Regions from separate parts of the Homo sapiens genome. Here region 1 is linked to region 2. Evidence: chromatin loops called from intact Hi-C (ENCODE). Cell type or tissue: upper lobe of right lung. All regions are shown on one strand. Links, peaks and the distances in the headings refer to the core of each region. The heading gives the core; the rest is flanking DNA. Region 1 overlaps SV2B (synaptic vesicle glycoprotein 2B). Region 2 overlaps SV2B (synaptic vesicle glycoprotein 2B).

Region 1 (8,749 bases), core at 438-8,437, 54 kb after region 2:
TATCAAAAATCATTGCTGAATATTAGCAAATTCTCTTCTGTTATCTAGTGGCTTAGCTATATAATTTTTTCTCTAAATTGTTAATGCAATTATTTGGCTAGACAGATTTCCCAATGCTAAGCTACTGTGTGAAGCTTAAAATAACCCCTTTTGGGTAGAGCAGAGCTTCACTGTGTAGGTAATCTGACTATCCAGAGATTCACTTCCAACCCTATCTCCAAATACCTAGTAAATCATTTGTAAAAGACCGAACATTATATCCAAGAGCTAAGCATGGCTCTTCCGCTAAGCCCAGAAAGGAAGCCAAGCTGCAGGACAGAGAAGCTGAGGTGGTGGGGAGCTTGGCAAATCAGCATCAAGTCAAAATGCTAAAGTAGCTGAGCTCTCTAAAGCAAAGTAAGGCAGCAGCTCCTCAACATGCTCTTGGAGACTGATTTCTAGTGCTCTTGATGAAAAGGGCTACTTTTCATCTACTCAGCCTCATCACGCCCGGCCACCCTGTCTCCCAAGCCCAAACTGCCTTTAAGCAGCCTCATTTCATTCTTTCCTACATTAGCACAACCAGGACTGCCTACAACCTTATTAGAGTACCTTGAACTAAATTTGCAAAAGGGCAAACTGGTTAGAAAAGTTACCCCTCTAAGGAGACTCAGCTCCAACGATACACAGCCTAGAGATTGGGGGTAACATTGTGCAAAATTTTTTAGAAAGAAGGAAGAGAGGAAAGAACAAAGGGAGGGAGGAGACAGGGAGCAAGAGAGAGAGACAGTGAGGCAGAGAGAGAAAAAAGAGGAGAAGAGAGGAGAGGAGAGGAGAGGAGAGGAGAGAAGAGAAGAGAAGAGAAGAGAAGAGAAGAGAAGAGAAGAGAAGAGAAGAGAAGAGAAGAGAAGAGGGAAAATAAAAGAAAAGGCCACCCTTTCTCTAGGCCTTAATCAGCACCCCCTCCCCTACCCCACTAGCCCAACAAGACAGGCACTCTTGTCACTAACTACAAAGCCACATCATGTACACTGACTACAACAGCATCCTAACTGGTCACTCCGCTTCCTGGATTGTTCCCCTCTAATCCTTCGTTTGTGCTACTCCAAAGTGAGCTCTCTGCAAAACAAATAAATAAAACCACATATTGCCTCATTCATTCATTCAAGGGTCCCCCATCACCTTGTAATCCCCCTAGCCCAGATTAGAGAATAAAATTTGGATGACAAGAGTTAAGTAACTTGCCCAAAGTCACACATCTAGGAAGGGGAAGAACAAGTGCTGAAACCCATGTCTTGCCAGAGAGAGAACTTATTATTGAGACAACAGCACCAAGACACCCAACAAGGGCAGAGCCCTCTTGACCCAAACACCTCTCATTAGGCCCCATCTCCCAACACCATCACATTGGGAGTCAAATTTCAACATGAGCTTTGGTGAGGACCAACGAACCATATCCAAACCACAGCAACAGGTAAACAAACTGAGGACAAGAGAGGGAAGCCCATAGGCCCATGGACATACAGAGGTCAGAACAAAATGGGGACTCAACCAAATCCCCTGAATCCAAAACCAGTGCTCCCCACCTGCATTCCTGGAACCAGACAGACCTAGAAGGTCAGAGGGAACTCTCTAGGTGGAGCTAAGAAATCTCCTGGTCTGTGGGAGGCACACAGAGTATTTTGAAGTATACACAAAGGACAAAGTAGACAGGGCTCAGGTGGTGGAAGACACTGAATGCCAGACTAATACACTTGTTCTTTGTCCTATAGGCAGAGTGGAGAAAAAAGCACGGATCTTGATCTAGATTCTAGGTTCAAATCCTGGCTCTGCCACTTAGCACTATGACCTGGTACAAGTTAATTAACCTCCCTATGCCTCAGTTCTCCCCTCCCTCTCTAAAACAGGGATGATAATGGCATCTGCATCACAGTGTTGTTGTGAGAAATAAATGACTTAGAATGTGCAAAGAGCTTAAAACAGTGCCTAACATATTGTAAGCAGCAAAAGCATTTGTTTCATTATTTTTTATCGAGAGAGCATCACAAAGAAGGCTATGTTTTAAGATTGTTACTCTGGCCAAAATTATCCTACAGCCAGGAAGAAATGAGGGAAATGTTAACATTTCCTCTTGTGGGGGATGGGCAGGTAGAGAAGAGAAGGAAAAAGAGGAACAAAGCAGCTGGGTCTCCCATGGGGCTTTGAACCCATCCTTCTGTTGATCTAGGACACCTCCCTTGATTTCACACCTTTTTCTTGGAGCCTCACAGAGATTATCTAAGACAGAAACCATTCCTTCCCTGTGCATCCCAAGTGATTTGACTCCCAATCACTCCAGGACATGCTTCCCGGAAGGTTCTGCAGACTTTGACGAGTAGAAATGGGAAAAAGGTAAAAATCCTTCCCAAATCCTACTTTGCATTTCCAAGCTCAGCTTCCCCCTCTTTAACCTGCTCCCATGATTTCAGTGTTTGATACGCACAGGGCCTTAACCATTCCCTGACTGACTTAGTCTACAGCTGGGAGTCAAATGCAGCTATAGAGAGCCCTGGGCAGCAAGCAATGAGCTTGCGCCTACACATCTGTTTATCTGAGGCTTTACTTTCTGAATAAAGCATCTGTCCCGACACTTTACGTAAAAACAAAAATTGCAATTAGCAGCCCACAAAAAGGAGGTAGATTGTTCTCCATGTGGTTTATAAGCCAGAGAAGTTTATGCCTGAGAACAATGGGTTGCAAAGATACTGCACCCTGGAGGTTTTCCAGGAAGTGATCAAGGCAGGTGATATTGAGTTACTCTGGGGATTTTGGTTTTCACTCTAAATTGATAGAAAATGATTTGTCTGAGTTTGTTTTCAACTAGAGATTTCCAGAAAGGGATGAATGCTTGACCCTGTATGTATGTTTAAGCCAGGCCAATGGCCATGAAGGCTGGCAGCCTAGAGCTATTAGCATGGGTCTCTCCTGCGCAGCTTCCCATCACTAACCTGCTCCCAGGCTGCTGGACTTTCTCCCATTACCATACCCTTGGCTTCAGCTCCTGATTCCTACCTGCCATTTTGTTTAAGGCTAGAGCTTGATTTTTCTGAGCTTTCACGAATCTGGTGCTTAAAATGTTTTCGGTTGGCTGAGTCACACCTCTCCGACACTGGAATTCCCCAAATCTCTTATTAGCCTTTTTGAGGTGCACGTGTTCATCAAGTGGCCCTGCACAAGAGAACCCATCTCTCAGAAGTCCGTGGAGTCACACTGGGCCTCTTGTCCCACTCTAGGGAAGGAAGGAAAGAAGCCTATCTATACCCTTTCCTTACAATTTGGCACAGAGAATGCAAGCTTACTGAGGCATTTCTTTTCCTAAATGTCTACTTTTAAGTCCCTGGGTCTTGAAGTCAAGTCCCTATGAGACATTCATCCCCAAGCCCCAGCCTGGAGTGATCTGGAAGCTCCTCTGACACGAACATAAAACACTTTTCCATTCCTTGTTTCTGCTTGACCTTCTTGCTTCTCTCCAACCAAACCCCTCTGCCTGAAATTTATTTCTATATCAGCTCATCAGAATATCAATGTCTGGGCCCATGATTTCTTGGAAAGAGAGAATATGGTGTTGAGAGTCACGGTAAATGTAAGTCTACAGAGTGGCCACGTGGGTTTCAGGGACTCTTAAAATGCATGAGGTTCCACTGAGTCCAGACAACTATCTACCTTAACGGTCTGGAACAATGACCACCCACATAAGATCAAAAACCTGAGATCTGATCCTTCTAGTTTTGTCAAATGGCTCAGATTATTTTAAGCTTCCTCTTTAGATAAAATGCAGTTTGACTCACCAGTTTTTTTTCTTTTCATAAAGGCTACTGTGAGGGAGTAGGGCATCCTCCTGCAACAAGCAGCGGAGAGAGAAATCAGTCCCCAGCCCTGACCCTCGGATCTCTGGTAAAACACTCAGTCATGAGACACGAGACCTCTGGCCACATGCCCTGATCCATGGACTCAGACAGAAAGTCCTCTCCTGCATCTTGGGGTCCAGAAGAGGCCAGGAAGCAAAATCTATACAAGGAATGCTGGTTTCTTGCCCCAGGATCTAGGTAAACATTGAATAAAATTATTTAATCTGCCATTTAAGCAAGAAGTATTTCTAAAGCCACATGCTGGTGACCAGGCAGAGAAGATGGCTAAGCTGGGAAAGAACTGGTGTGTCAGTACCACGTCCATCTACAGTTAATACTCACTGGCATAGGATCCTGAAACACAAGTGGTCTGCTCTTGACTCTGCAGAAAAGGATTCCATTCCTTACACCTTCTTCCTCCCCTGCAGGTTACTCCTCCTACCTTAACCACGCCCTTCCCTTTCCCCATTTTGCTCCAGGGCTCCTGCCTTCTATTTTCTATGGCTTCTCTTGGATAGTGAAAGGTGGAGCTGGAAGGAGAGTTGTCCATGAGTGGGAAGAATCAGAGTCCCAGGGATGGGGCCAGAAGCGGTACTTTGGGATATTCAGGAGTTTGAGGAAAGGGACTCATCAATAACAAAAAATCAGTAATAGGCACAGAAAGGCAGAGACCTCAGTCCACTCGTTTACTGAGTCATCAGTAAACAAGTTTACTTGTTTACTCAGTCATCCTGCTCACAGGCACCTCCCCAAGGAACCATGCTCTTGGGTACTGCAAACCTGGGTGGCTTAAAACAACAGAAATTTCCTCTCTCACATTTCTGGACCCTAGAAGTCAAAATCAAGATGTCAGCAGGGCCATCTCCCTCCAAAGGAACAATCTTGCCTTGCCTCTTCCTGTGGACAGCCCATACCTTGCAGCTTCATTGCTCCAATCTCTACTTCTGTCATCACGTGGCCATCTTCCCTCTGTGTGTGTCTCTGTATTCAAATTTTCCTTTTCTTATAAGGACACCAGTCATTGGAATAGGGCCCACTCTAATCCACTATGACCTCAAATTAACTTGGTTACGTCTGCAAAAACCCCGTATCTAAATAAGGTCATATTCATCCCACAGCAGGAGGACATGGACAGACGCTGAGATCAATACCTGACGCTACACAGCCAAGTGGGGTCCAGGCTTCTGCCCATCCTGTGTCCCTCCCTGCTCCTTCCACAATCTGCCTGTCTAATATTCCATTTCTGTCACTTAATCTTAGTATCTCCTGGACCCCTGACCCTAAGCCTTCCTGGCCAACCATGTTTTTGTGCTACCATGTCTAGTGCCTGGCACTGCATCCGGCACATAGTAGGCCTACAAAAAGATGAATGCATGACATCCAAATAGTCTCTTTCCAGAGATGAGACCAGTGGCCCTAAACTGGTCTATAAAAAAGTATCTTTATATTACTTTATAATATAATTTTATAATATAATTTATATTTATAATCTATAATATAATTTTATAATATAAATTAATATCAAATATTAATATATTGATATAAAATAATTTATATTATAAATTAACATTTATACTATAAAATAATATAAAGAGACCCTTACAAAAGAGTCTCTTTACATTATTCTATAGTCTTTTTCCAGAGATGAGAACAGTGGCCCTATAACTGTCTCTTGGGAGCTAGGATTAGAGAAGCTGTGTCTCCCTTAGTTGGGATGTCCCCCCTCAGACCACAGGAGACTAGAGAAACCTCAGACACACCTCAGCATGGCCTGCCTACATTTGCAGAGAGGCTGTGTCTTGACTCTTGGCAGATGTTGTGTTACTGTCCCCTGCCCCTGCCCCTGCCCCTGCCCTCACATAATTCTTTGACCCTTGTCTCCAGCCTGACTTTACCACTTGACACAATAGGAACTGACCCTCAGCAGTCAGCTTGACTTCCCCCTCCTGGTCCATTTGGATGGACATCCTTTGTGACCCAGATGTGACCTCTAAAATCCACCCAGGCACCGGCCCTTGGCAGGTGCATGACACAAGCTTATCTCAGCATCAGAGCTCAGAGCTGTGGAAAACTGTCTATGACAGACATGGAGCTAACAGTTTTCCATGAATCAGCTTATTAAATCCTCAAAGCAATCATACGAGGTAATAACAACTACTATCCCCATGAGGGATGGGGAAATTGAGCCTTGGGGAAGCTAAATGCCTGCCCCAAGGTCACAGACCTAAAACGTGGTGGCACCTGATTCCATCCTGAGCCTGTGGCCGAGCAGCCAGAGCTCCCGAGATGCAATGCTAGTTTCCCAAGGGTGGGACACACAGTGACGCTGGCACCAGAGATGATGTGACGTGGTCCAATAGTGAATCCTGCTGCTATGGTTCGAATGTATTTGTCCCCCCAAAAGTCATACGTTGGAACTTAACCCCTAAGATGATAGTATTAAGAGGTGGAGGTGAAGTAAGTAAGTCACGAGGGCTCCACCTTGTGAATGGGATTAATGCTCTTCTAAAAGAGGCTTCAGAGAGCTGCCTGATCCCTCCATCTCCCCTGCCATATAAGGACAGAGCATTCATCCCTTTAGCCCTTCTGCATGTCAGGGCAGAGTTCACCATTTCCATCACATGAGAACCCAGCACCATCTTGGAAGGCACCAACTAGGAGGCAGAGATTCCCCCTCCAGACACGAATCTGCTGACACCATGATCATGGACTCCTCAGCCTCCAGAACTGTGAGAAATAGATTTCTATTGTTTGTAAATTGCCCGGTCTCAGGTATTTTGTTATGGCAGTACAAAATGGACTAAGATACATGGTATGAGTCTCCTCTTTTAACTCTTTTATCTATCTAATCATGGAGAAAGTCTTAGTTGGTGCTGTGGGATGAAAGGAAGCTCAGAAAGAAAACCTCTTTCCTTTCTGTTTCCTTTCTGACCTTTGCTAATATCTTCCTCACCCCACATTCCCTTTTTTAAAGGTAACACAAGCCAAACTTACACAATTTGACAAGCAATAGATGATAAAAAGAAGTGATACCAGGTATCATTTAATTTCTTTCCTATGGTTACTTTGAATATATGAAAGCAATACTGTTTTTCCTGTTATGGCAGTGATTAAAAGCTTTACTTTGTAATGCATCTATTTAAGGACAAGATGTAAATTCACTTCTTAAAAATTAAGTAAATAATAATACATGTTCCCTCATATGGAAAAAGATCAGGAAAGTGAAGCCCAAGAGACTCAAAGGTGGGAACAGTGCCCTGTGTTATGCCACCTCTCAAGGCTGGGAAATCCCAGCTGCGATATCAGCAAAGCTGGCAGCTCCCACCCAGCTCCTCCAAACACCATTAACCATGTGTGTTCATAGAGAATAGCTGTGAGTTCTCACAAGTTTTACAAAAATCTATTCACAAGTTCTGGAAAAAACAAAGAACATTGACTCATTCTCTCGCAAAGAGCCTCAACGATTTTTTTAAAGAGTAAAAACTGGGCAACCCGCTTGGGTCCCCTTCCACACTGTGGAAGCTTTGCTCTTTTGCTCTTTGCAATAAATCTTGCTGCTGCTCACTCTTTGGCAAAAAAAAAAAAAAAGAGTAAAAATTAACTCAGATTGACAAAATAAACATTTGTCCTGACATTCATCAGGCTGGGATAACAGACATAGATAAAGCTACTTGCAAAGTATACCAGGAAATGATATTTCTACCAAGGACACACCACACATAATAACCTTCTTTGAGTAACTACTGTTTTCTTGCATCCTGAAAAGCCTTGATATCTAAAATCAGTGACTATCAGAAACTTCACTGTTGGAAATTGTATGAGTAGGAATGAACCATCTCACTCTTGCCTGGAAGACCTAAGTCACTTTGACACAGAGAAGCAGCTTTGATTTCCAGCCCAGATACAAAGCTTCATATAAGGGGTTTCTGACGAAAACACTCACATTTACCTTAACCTTGTCATTTCCAAGGAAATGGGAGCCTGGGTTCAATTTACAGTCCAGACCCCTCTATACCCAGCACTGCTTTGCTTTTAAGCTTTATTTTCATTTTACCTAAATTTTAGCCTTCTTGAAAACTGTAGAATAATTCTATCTTTCCCTGTGTTTGGTGAGATGTCCAATGGCCCTTCAGGCATGCAGCCTCCATCATGAAAATGGATCAATAAATCTGACTTTCTTGGGCTGTAGATTGGTCCTTAGTGGTCTCAGGCTGATTAGGCTAAAGTGGTTTATATTTAACTTTTGTTATTCAGGCTTTTGGAGGTACTCTTTATCTTTCAAAATAAACAAGCAAATAAATCACAACAGGCTCCCTGGGGATATTATGACCAAATTATAAAGCTGCAGTTTAACTTTTCTATGGAAGCCACCTGGTAATTTGACTCAATTTTTCTGTGTAACCATTAATGACATGGTTTTTCTCTTCAGATGGTTGTGCTTTTGTTTTGTTTCAATGGGGAGTTTTGGCCCTGATCAGTTTTGTGAATAGACACACAGGCTTGAATGTGCACACATGTGCTTAACTGTTAGTCTTCCATCTCAGCACAGGGCAGAGCTCCACGCTCATGGTGAGGCAGCTCCATGGTCAAAGCCCACAGGCTCTCACCTAAATCATCTTGACTGAGGATCATCTGGATGAAAAGGAACCCATGCCCCCTCCCAGGCTACACGCGTAAGGGGGTTTCTTTCATCATAATCATATGAGTCTCCTAGGCAAGGGGAGGAAAGTCTAGCCCAGGAGCAGAGGGGTGGGGGTGCAGAATTCAAAACTCCTTCCCCATGGAGCCATCTGTTCTCTTGTCTCTGCTTCCTCACAAGCATCTGCCTGCTCTCTGCTCACTACAAGCTCCTCTGCACCCATATCTAAGGCTCAGACATGATT
Region 2 (8,749 bases), core at 378-8,377:
CAGCTTGAGGAAAAGTTAAATGTGCCCATGAGTCTATTGGTCCTATTGGGAAGCCAACTTAGAGCCCAGCCTTGGCATCCTGACTTCCTCTATTCTCTCTCTTTCCTATTTTTTATTTTTGTTTATTTATTTTTCTGAGACAGGGTCTCACTCCACCACCCAGGCTGGAGTGCAGTGGCACGATCTCAGTTCACTGCAACCTCCACCTCCCAGGTTCAAGTGATTCTCTTGCCTCAGCCTCCCAAGCAGCTGGGATTACAGGTGTGAGCCACCATGCCCAGCTAATTTTCGTATTTTTTTTTTTTTTTTTAGTAGAGACAGGGTTTCACCATGTTGGCCAGGCTGGTCTCAAACTCCTGGCCTCAAGTGATCCCCTTGCCTCGGGCTACCTTAGTGCTGGGATTACAGACATGAGCCACCGTGCTCAGCTTCTCTTTTTAAAGTCACTTTCTTTTTTAAAATATTTTTTTCTTTTTCTTATTTTTTAAAAATTTTTTTATAGAGACAGGGTCTCACTGTGTTTCCCAGGCTGGTCTCAAACTCCTGGGCTCAAGCGATTCTCCTACCTCGGCCTCCCAAAGTGCTGGGACTACAGGAGTGAGCCACCGTGGCCAGCCAGCTTCCTTTATTCTCTACCAGAACATCCCTCTACAATTCCACTTTACCTTGCCATTAAATACACCCAACAAAGAGCACTTACTGTAAGCAACAACTGAACATATCCCTGTATGATGACGCAGGAACACGTGTGCCCTAAGTAAATGCTAAGACTGACAGAATTAAACAGTGAATCTTAGCAAACTTGAGTCCTGTCAAGTTACCTAATGATGGGACTCACATGGGGGCCAGTGACTCTAGCAGGAGCACACAGGGACTTTAGTGGGAAGGCAGCAGACATAGGTAGGAAGGAAGGTAGGGCCAGGTTGGAAAGGAGCTTCAGTAACAACAGAGGGCCGGCTAATTGACACCTAAAACTTGAAAAGTGAAGCCCACAGAGATAGATTTGGGGTAAGCCCAAGGAAGAAAGAGAGCAAGTTTTCTGGAGAGTTTTCATTCTTGCTTTTGTTTTTCCTGAGAAGCAATATTTCTTTGGAAAGAAAAGTCAGAGCTATTGAAATGGAAGCCTCTGCTGTTGCACAAATCTACCTGGAGGCTCATGGCACACAACATAGGTTTATCTAAGAGAGCATCTAGAAACAGGTCATATTTCTGATGCACTTCAATCTCCCAGAGCAAAGAAGAGATGTTATAACCTGGTGGGCATTTCAACATGCATTTTTTTTTCTCACAGTAGAGTTGATTCAAAAATAATTCTTCTGGCTGAAAGTCTAGTTTAAAAATACTGAACATCTGGGTGCAGTGGCACACGCCTATAATCCCTGCACTTTGGGAGGCTGATGCGGGAGGATCTCTAGAGGCCAGGAGTTCGAGACCAGCTTGGGCAACACAGTGAGACCTCCAACTCAAAAAAAAAAAAAAAAAAAAAAGCCCAGGCGAGGTGGCTCATGCCTGTAATCCCAGCACTTTGGGAGGCTGAGGCGGGTGGATTATGAGGTCAGGAGTTTGAGACCAGCCTAGCCAATATGGTGAAACCCTGTCTCTACTAAAAATACAAAAATTAGCTGGGTGTGGTGGTGGGCACCTGTAATTCCAGCTACTCAGGAGGCTGAGGCAGAAGAATTGCTTGAACCCGGAAGGCAGAGGTTGCAGTGAGCCGAGACTGCGCCACTGTACTCCAGCCTGGGCGACAGAGCGAGACTCCAACAAAAAAAAAAAAAAAAGGAAGAAGAAGAAGCAGCAGCAGCAGCAGCGGAGGAAGAGGAAGAGGAGGAAGAAGATGGAAGAAGAAGGAGAAGAAGAAGAGTTTAAGCCACTAAGCCAATGGCAGAATTGAGTGTGATCCTGAAGACTGCCATGGCTATCATCAAATGAGTCATCAAAGAGAAGGCCACACACCCATGATCCCCTTCTCATGAGGTTGACAAACTCTGCCTGCTGACACTTCTAGCTTTTAAATTCTGAGACTAGCAAGGAAGGAAGTTCTGGGAATGAGCCCTTCACTCCATTCCACTGGCACTGCCTTAGCACAGCTCTCACCTCAGTTCCCTGACACCATCAGCCCCCGCCTCATGGCCTAAACTCTCTTAGCGGCTTCGAAACTACTGCCGTTGATTTGGCCATACAGGACCCTTGCTGAATGACACCCTGCCCACCTCTCCAACTTCATTTTCTCCTTTTCTGGTCGTCCCTCCCTAGGGGTGTGGCCTTACTTCACTGTCTTCATCAATGGCAGGCATTGATTCCTCCAACACTTCAGGGGCACCTACTGCCTGGAGGGCCTATGCCAGGCGCTGGGAGCACCCAGGAGAATAAAACAAGCTCCTGCCCTCATGTCCCGTACAGTCCAGTGAACAGATATTTTAATAAGCCTAAGAACAGTAGACTTTCTATAAAGAAAGGGCTCTCTCTTCACACATAAGATATTCTCTAGCTTCTGGTTCGTTTGAACCTTTGGAGGCATATCAAAACCAGTAAAAACTCAAAGCTGGCATGAAACTGAGGAGATGCATTGCTCCAATAGGGGACACTGGCTGGAAATTTGATCTCTTCCTAAAAGACTCAAGAAACTTTGTGGATACAGATGTAGGAGTTACCGAGGTTAAGGGAGGCTGGGAGATGGGCAGGCTAGAAGGGATGATATCAAGGAGGATCCAGGATCATTCCCCAACACACCCCAGATGCAAGTCTGAGAGCAGCTGGCAGGCTAGAAAAACCACCTCTTTATGTCTCAATTTGCCTCTGCTCTGACTTTAGCCTTTCTTGAAACTACCCTGCCCTTTGCTGCAGTCTAGCCTTGCAATAACCCAGCCGTGGAAATTCCCTGTCCTCTAGGATTGCCTGCCATCTGTACTCTCCGCAGCTTAGACCGAACTACTTACCACCTCCTGCTTGGTTCGGGACCCCGGTCCCTGCTGCCCAGTTACGGCTCCACCTCATAGACTGTCAGTCTACAGCTCTCCCAGCCTCTGGAAACCTCCCCATCATTTCTCACTGGGGAAATTATCAGTAGTGGCCTCACAGATTATCTTGCAGTCCCATCTAGTTACCCGAAATAATAATTTTTGTTTAAATTCACCTCACTGTGTTCCAATTCCTATCTCCATCTCCTAATTATCCTGCCATAGACTCAGCCCCCGGGTGTCATTGGCCCTGTGGTTCTCTCCTGCCTGGACACTCACAAGCCCCACTCCAACAGATCCCTGCTCTATAATTAGTCCCCCTCCATCTCCCCATTCTCTTCCCCAATTCAGCTTAGGCAAATTATAAACTTTGTAATTAGAAAAGGGTAATGTGTTGCCAGGAATGCAAACATATTTAGTGCTAAAGCCTAGTGTTTTGTGCAGTTCTGGGCTCTGCTCCAAATCCTGGAGTAACGAAGAAAGATAAGGGGAAAGGAAGAAAACCTTTAATGAACTTGTAGTTTATGTCAGGAGCTTCTCACTCACGATCTCATTTAATTCTTTCAAAGACCTGAGAATTTGGGTTTAGGTAACAGGAGCTGAGAAAGGCCAAGAGATTTGCCCAACGTCATACCCCTGGAGAGAGGCAGAGCTAGATTCAAACCCAGGTCTCTACCTGGCTGTCTCTGCAGTCATATCTGGGCTTCCCCATATATTACAGAATATCACATATTATCTCAGTCTGGCACCTGACAAGCTCAGCTAATAGTGTGATGAAATTCCTCAACATGCCTTTTCAACTGTTTGGCTTTCCTATTCAAATTACTCCTACATATTTGGCAAGGAAAGATTCCAAATAATGTCAACACTCGAAAACTCTGCTTAAGCCATCAAAACTAGTACTGCCAGCCAGGCGCAGTGGCTCACACCTCTAATCCCAGCACTTTGGGAGGCCGAGGTGGGGGCATCACCTGAGGTCAGGAGTTCAAGACCAGCCTGGCCAGCATGCTGAAACCCTGTCTCTACTAAAAATACAAAAATTAGCTGGGCATGGTGGCACATGCCTCTAATCCCAGCTAGTTGGGAGGCTGAGGCAGGAGGATCACTTGAACCTGGGAGGCAGAGGTTGCAGTGAACTGAGATCATGCCACTGCACTCCAGCCTGGGCAACAGAGCAAGACTCTGTCTCAAAAAAAAAAAAAAAAAAAAAAAAACAAAAAACAGTACTGCCACAGTCACTCATTGTAACTGATGGCTAACTGGCAAGCAACTTGAGGACAGAGTCTATCTCTGACTCTTCTGTCACCTATGTAGCAGGAAGCAGGACCTGGCACTGACAGGTACATAATAAATAAATTATTACCAAAGAAAAAGAAGAAGATTGCATTCCTGCACAACTGAAGCCAAGAATAGTGGAAACCCACGTAATCCATTGTGGCATCATTTAAACTGTCCGTGGATACTGAAATGAACTCCAACACTGTTATGTTTTGGAGTCCTGAATGGAGCAGAAGAAGGAGATGAGTGTGAGTGAGCCACCCAGCTGGGTGACAGGGAGAAGATCATTTTTTTAAAAGATGCATCTTCATTGCCCTCCTATTGCTAAATTGCTTTCTTACATAGAGGGTTGTCATATACAAGGAGGGGGAAAGATGAATTTTTGAGAAGACCTGGCAGGAATATTGTTGTAGGCTCTTCAATAGCTACTAGACTCATCCTAGAAACAGATGGCACATCACTGCAACATGCTGCATGAAGGACAATTCCTGCATCAGGCATCATCCAGGGTCCACCCCCAGAGCTGCCTGCTGCTGTCATCCGGAGTCTTGAAACCAAATACATGATGTTTTCTGTGTTCCATGAATATGAAACTGTCATTAGCAAAATGATCTTTAGCAACTTTCACCTCTGAAATCAACTAACATCATGTTGTTTTATTTTCAAGGGTGGGGGGAAAACACTTTTCTCTTCATCATAAATCACAAAGCAATGATTCCCCGAGAGATATAAGAAAAAAGAGGTTATCTGCAAGCTGTTGTGCATATAAATAGAGGTATAGACACACCAGTTTTTGCAAAATGCAGAGGGCTTAGTGGTATCTGCTGGGGAATTTGAAACCAGCTGCTCAGACACCGCTAGGTTTCTACTACATCGTGAAAGCTCCAGCTGTTTCCACTGAGATCACAGACGCGGGTGAGACTGTCGATATTGATGGGGTGCAGAAAATGTTACCCAAAAATATGGCACCTTGGAAATTGAGAAAACAGCAGAAGTAGGAAGGCCTCTCTGCCTTCTCTGACCCCCTTCTCCCCTGAAGTGGGCCACAGACACTAGAATTCCACTTGCCCCTTCTTCCCTGATGCAGGCGATAAAACCTGGGAAAGTCACTCTCTGACCTTCTTCCTCACTTCTCCCCTGAAGGCCCTCCTGTGACAGGTATCCTGCCCTATACCTGAGAGGGAGAATTGTCACATAGGTTGTCAAGAAGAAACTGAACAGGCCTTGTTAAGTTCCTCCCCAGTTTATTACCAATAGAGCATGCTCTTTTGCCCTCCAATCATACTTCTGCATGACTGTCCATAAAAATACACAGATTCCCTTGTTTCTCTGGGTCATGATTTCTGAAGGTTCCTGTGTCACATAAAACTTACGTTAAATAAGTTGGTATGCTTTTATTTTGTTATTCTGTCTTTGGTTATGGGGTGTCAGCCATGAACCTTGTGATAGGTGAGGAAAAGAAATTATTTTTCTTCCCTACAACATCAAGCTGACCAAACAGACTTGGTGGATATTGCCCCCGATAAATTGACCCTTGGTATGCCGGCGAACAAATTGTTTCCTTGGTGGGGACCACACAGACCACACACACAGGCCTTTTTCAGGTATAGGAATTAGAAAGAGTCCTTCCTGAGCCAGTTTTTTGCTCTTAACACAGAATGCCTACCACAAAGGTATTCTTCAGTCCCACCTTTTTAGATATCCGACAGAAAAAAAACATTGTTTTAAGACCAGGCACAGTGACTCACACCTGTAATCCCAGCACTTTGGGAGGCCAAGGTAAGAGGATCGCTTGAACTCAGAAGTTCAAGATCAACCTGAGCAACATGGTGAGACCCCGTCTCTCAAAAAAAAAAAAAAAAAAAGCCAGGCATAATGGCGTGTGCCTGTAGTCCCAGCTATTTGGGAGGCTGAGGAGGGAGGATCACTGGAGCCCGGGAAGACTGCAGTGAGAGCTAGGATCTCATGCTTCTGCACTCCAGCCTGGGTGACTCAAAAAAAAAATTTTTTTAAAGGAAATTGCTCACAATCCCATTTCACATCTTTCATCTTGCCCTCAGTCTCAACCAAAACTCTCCCTTCTCACTCTCTCAAGCCTCTCTGGAAAATGCATATACTTAGGGTTGCATCAATCTGCTTTTCTATTTGGGATGATGTGTCCAAATAAAAGATCCTAACATCGAACATCAGCCTTCAAACTTCTCTGTTGATCAGGGGACACATTTCCCCTCCTAAACACCTGAAATTTAAATATGCTCTTTTATGTCATATAATATAATCAAGTCAAGGGAAAACATAACAGGTACTAGGTCGAACATTTATATCCTATGAGTATACCAGCTAACAAACCAGAAGATAACTCCATTATCCTTTTAATGGACACCCACCCCAAACCCCACTCATTCAAAACATTTTTATGACTATTAGCTTCCAAGCAGGCATTGCCCACAACCTCCCCAGATGGATGGGCTTCCTCAAATCCCAAGCAAACTGCAAGTTTTTAATCTGATTCTAATCCAAAGAAATTCCTGAAGAGGTTTCTGACTTTTACTGAACTGAAATTCAAAATAGAAACCACAGTCAGGCCTCTGAAGAGCAGCCCCATGTGGATGAGCACATCACCCATGTATGACAATGCCATACACATGGCTGTATACATGGAGAACCTGCTGGAAGGGGGAGCTTCCTTAACTAAATACAGTAGTCATCGGCTGGGCACGGTGGCTCACGCCTGTAATCCCAGCACTTTGGGAGGCCAAGGCAGGTGGATCACTTGAGCCCAGGAGTTCAAGAACAGCCTGGGCTACACAAAGAGAACCTGTATCTGAAAAAAAAAAAAAAAAAAAAAAGCCAGGCATGGTGGCATGTGCCTGTAGTCCCAGCTACTCAGAAGGGTGAGGCAGGAGGATTGCTTGAGCCCAGGATTTCAAGGCAGCAGTGAGCTAGGATTGCACCACTGTACTCCAGCCAGGGCAACAGAGGAAGACCCTGTCTCAAAAACAAACAACCACCCACAACCACCACCACCACAACAACAAAAACAGTAGTTGTTTCTGGTGTAAAAAGATATTAAAATTTCAGGACCTCCCATATGTATCATGCCAAGGGGAAAAGTTAAGCCCTGGAAACTGACTCACCTAACACAGCTGTTTTTCTCCTCCAGTGCGTGACTGCTGCTTTCTGACCTTTGGGTTGAGATTTTATACATTAACTGAACTCTCTATTCTTTATTCAAACCTAGACTAAATGATATTGGAGATAGACACCCTTCTGATTTTTGACTCTTTGCAATAAAATGTTAAGCAATCCCTTTAGAGTATAACCAATAGTAGCCAATCAAATCTTACATCTACATTAGACTTTGTATGAAAATGTTGTTATCCTGGGCAGGGCGTGGTGGCTCACACCTGTAATCCAAGCACTTTGGGAGGCCGAGGTGGGTGGATCACTTGATATCAAGAGTTCGAGACCAGTCTGGCCAACATGATGAAACCCCATCTCTACTAAAAATACAAATATTAGCCGGGCATGGTGGTGCACACCTGTAATCCCAGCTACTCAGGTGGCTGAGGCAGGAAAATCACTTGAACTCAGGAGGCAGAGGCTGCAGTGTACCGAGATCACCACTGTACTCCAGCCTGGGCAACAGAGTGAGACCCTGTGTTTAAAAAAAAAAAAAAGAAATGTTATCCTATTCAGCACCTCCATTTTTGCCTAGATAAATGGTCCTCATTTTTCCCCACACTGGGAGCACTGATCACCATTCTTTGGTGTAGCTCTGCTTCCCTGATGTCGGCCCTCACACTTCACGCTTGAATAAACTCTTTTAACTGGATCCTGAGCTTTTTGGTTATTTTAGGTTGACACTAGAGAAAGGAATCACGTGCATTTTACCAAGTCAACAAAGCTTTCTAGAAGAAAATGAGACAAAAGAGGAAAAACAGCAGCAGAAATAAGGATGGATAAACTTCTTTCTAAATAACAGTGAGTCTGTAATCTTTTAACACATGCTTATTTCAGAAAACAAAAACAGCAGCTCAGGCTTCAGCATCAGATCAACCTGGATTTGAATGCAAGCAAAGACCTCATGCAAGTTAGGTCTTTCAACCTGTTTTCTACGCTCTCTCAGTCTCAGTTTTCCCATCTGTAAAAATTAGCTCACAAGGTGGTGGTAAGAAATAGAAGAAAGTACGTGGGCCAGGTGCATTGGCTCACACCTGTAATCCCAGCACTTTGGGAGGCGAGGTGAGCGGATTACTTGGCCCAGGAGGTTGAGACCAGTCTGGACAACATAGCAAGACTTCATCTCTACAAAAAATTTAAAAATTAGCCGGGCATGGTGACTCATGTCTGTAGTCTCAGCTACTCAGGAGGCTGAGGTGGGAGGATCACTTGAGCCCAGGAGGTTCAAGGCTACAGTGAGCTGTGACCGAGCCACTATGCTCTAGTATAGACAACAGAATGAGATTCTGTCTCAAAAAAAAAAAAAAAAAAGAAGAAGAAGAAGAAAA

What was found. A loop is a pair of places that touch in the nucleus more often than their neighbours do. Peaks named below come from ENCODE experiments on the same cell type or tissue, not always from the same donor. Only the 100,000 strongest peaks of a DNase experiment are listed, where the experiment ranks them.
Region 1: it touches region 2 in a loop (4-fold over the local background); 8 of 110 quality-filtered maps call a loop at or near these places.

What each region holds. Positions count from the first base shown.
Region 1 is chr15:91,150,777-91,159,525 of GRCh38, reverse strand. The region is part of intron 1 of SV2B (synaptic vesicle glycoprotein 2B); the gene reads right to left. Among named protein-coding and RNA genes, the nearest start is that of SV2B, 55 kb to the right of the region's middle. RefSeq lists an enhancer at 2,997-4,196. In upper lobe of right lung, for the core only: no CTCF peak of the experiment used is centred there; no DNase peak of the experiment used is centred there; H3K27me3 peaks cover 1,864 bases.
Region 2 is chr15:91,204,540-91,213,288 of GRCh38, reverse strand. All of the region lies in intron 1 of SV2B (synaptic vesicle glycoprotein 2B), which reads right to left. Among named protein-coding and RNA genes, the nearest start is that of SV2B, 110 kb to the right of the region's middle. In upper lobe of right lung, for the core only: no CTCF peak of the experiment used is centred there; a DNase peak (open chromatin) is centred at 3,888; H3K27me3 peaks cover 119 bases.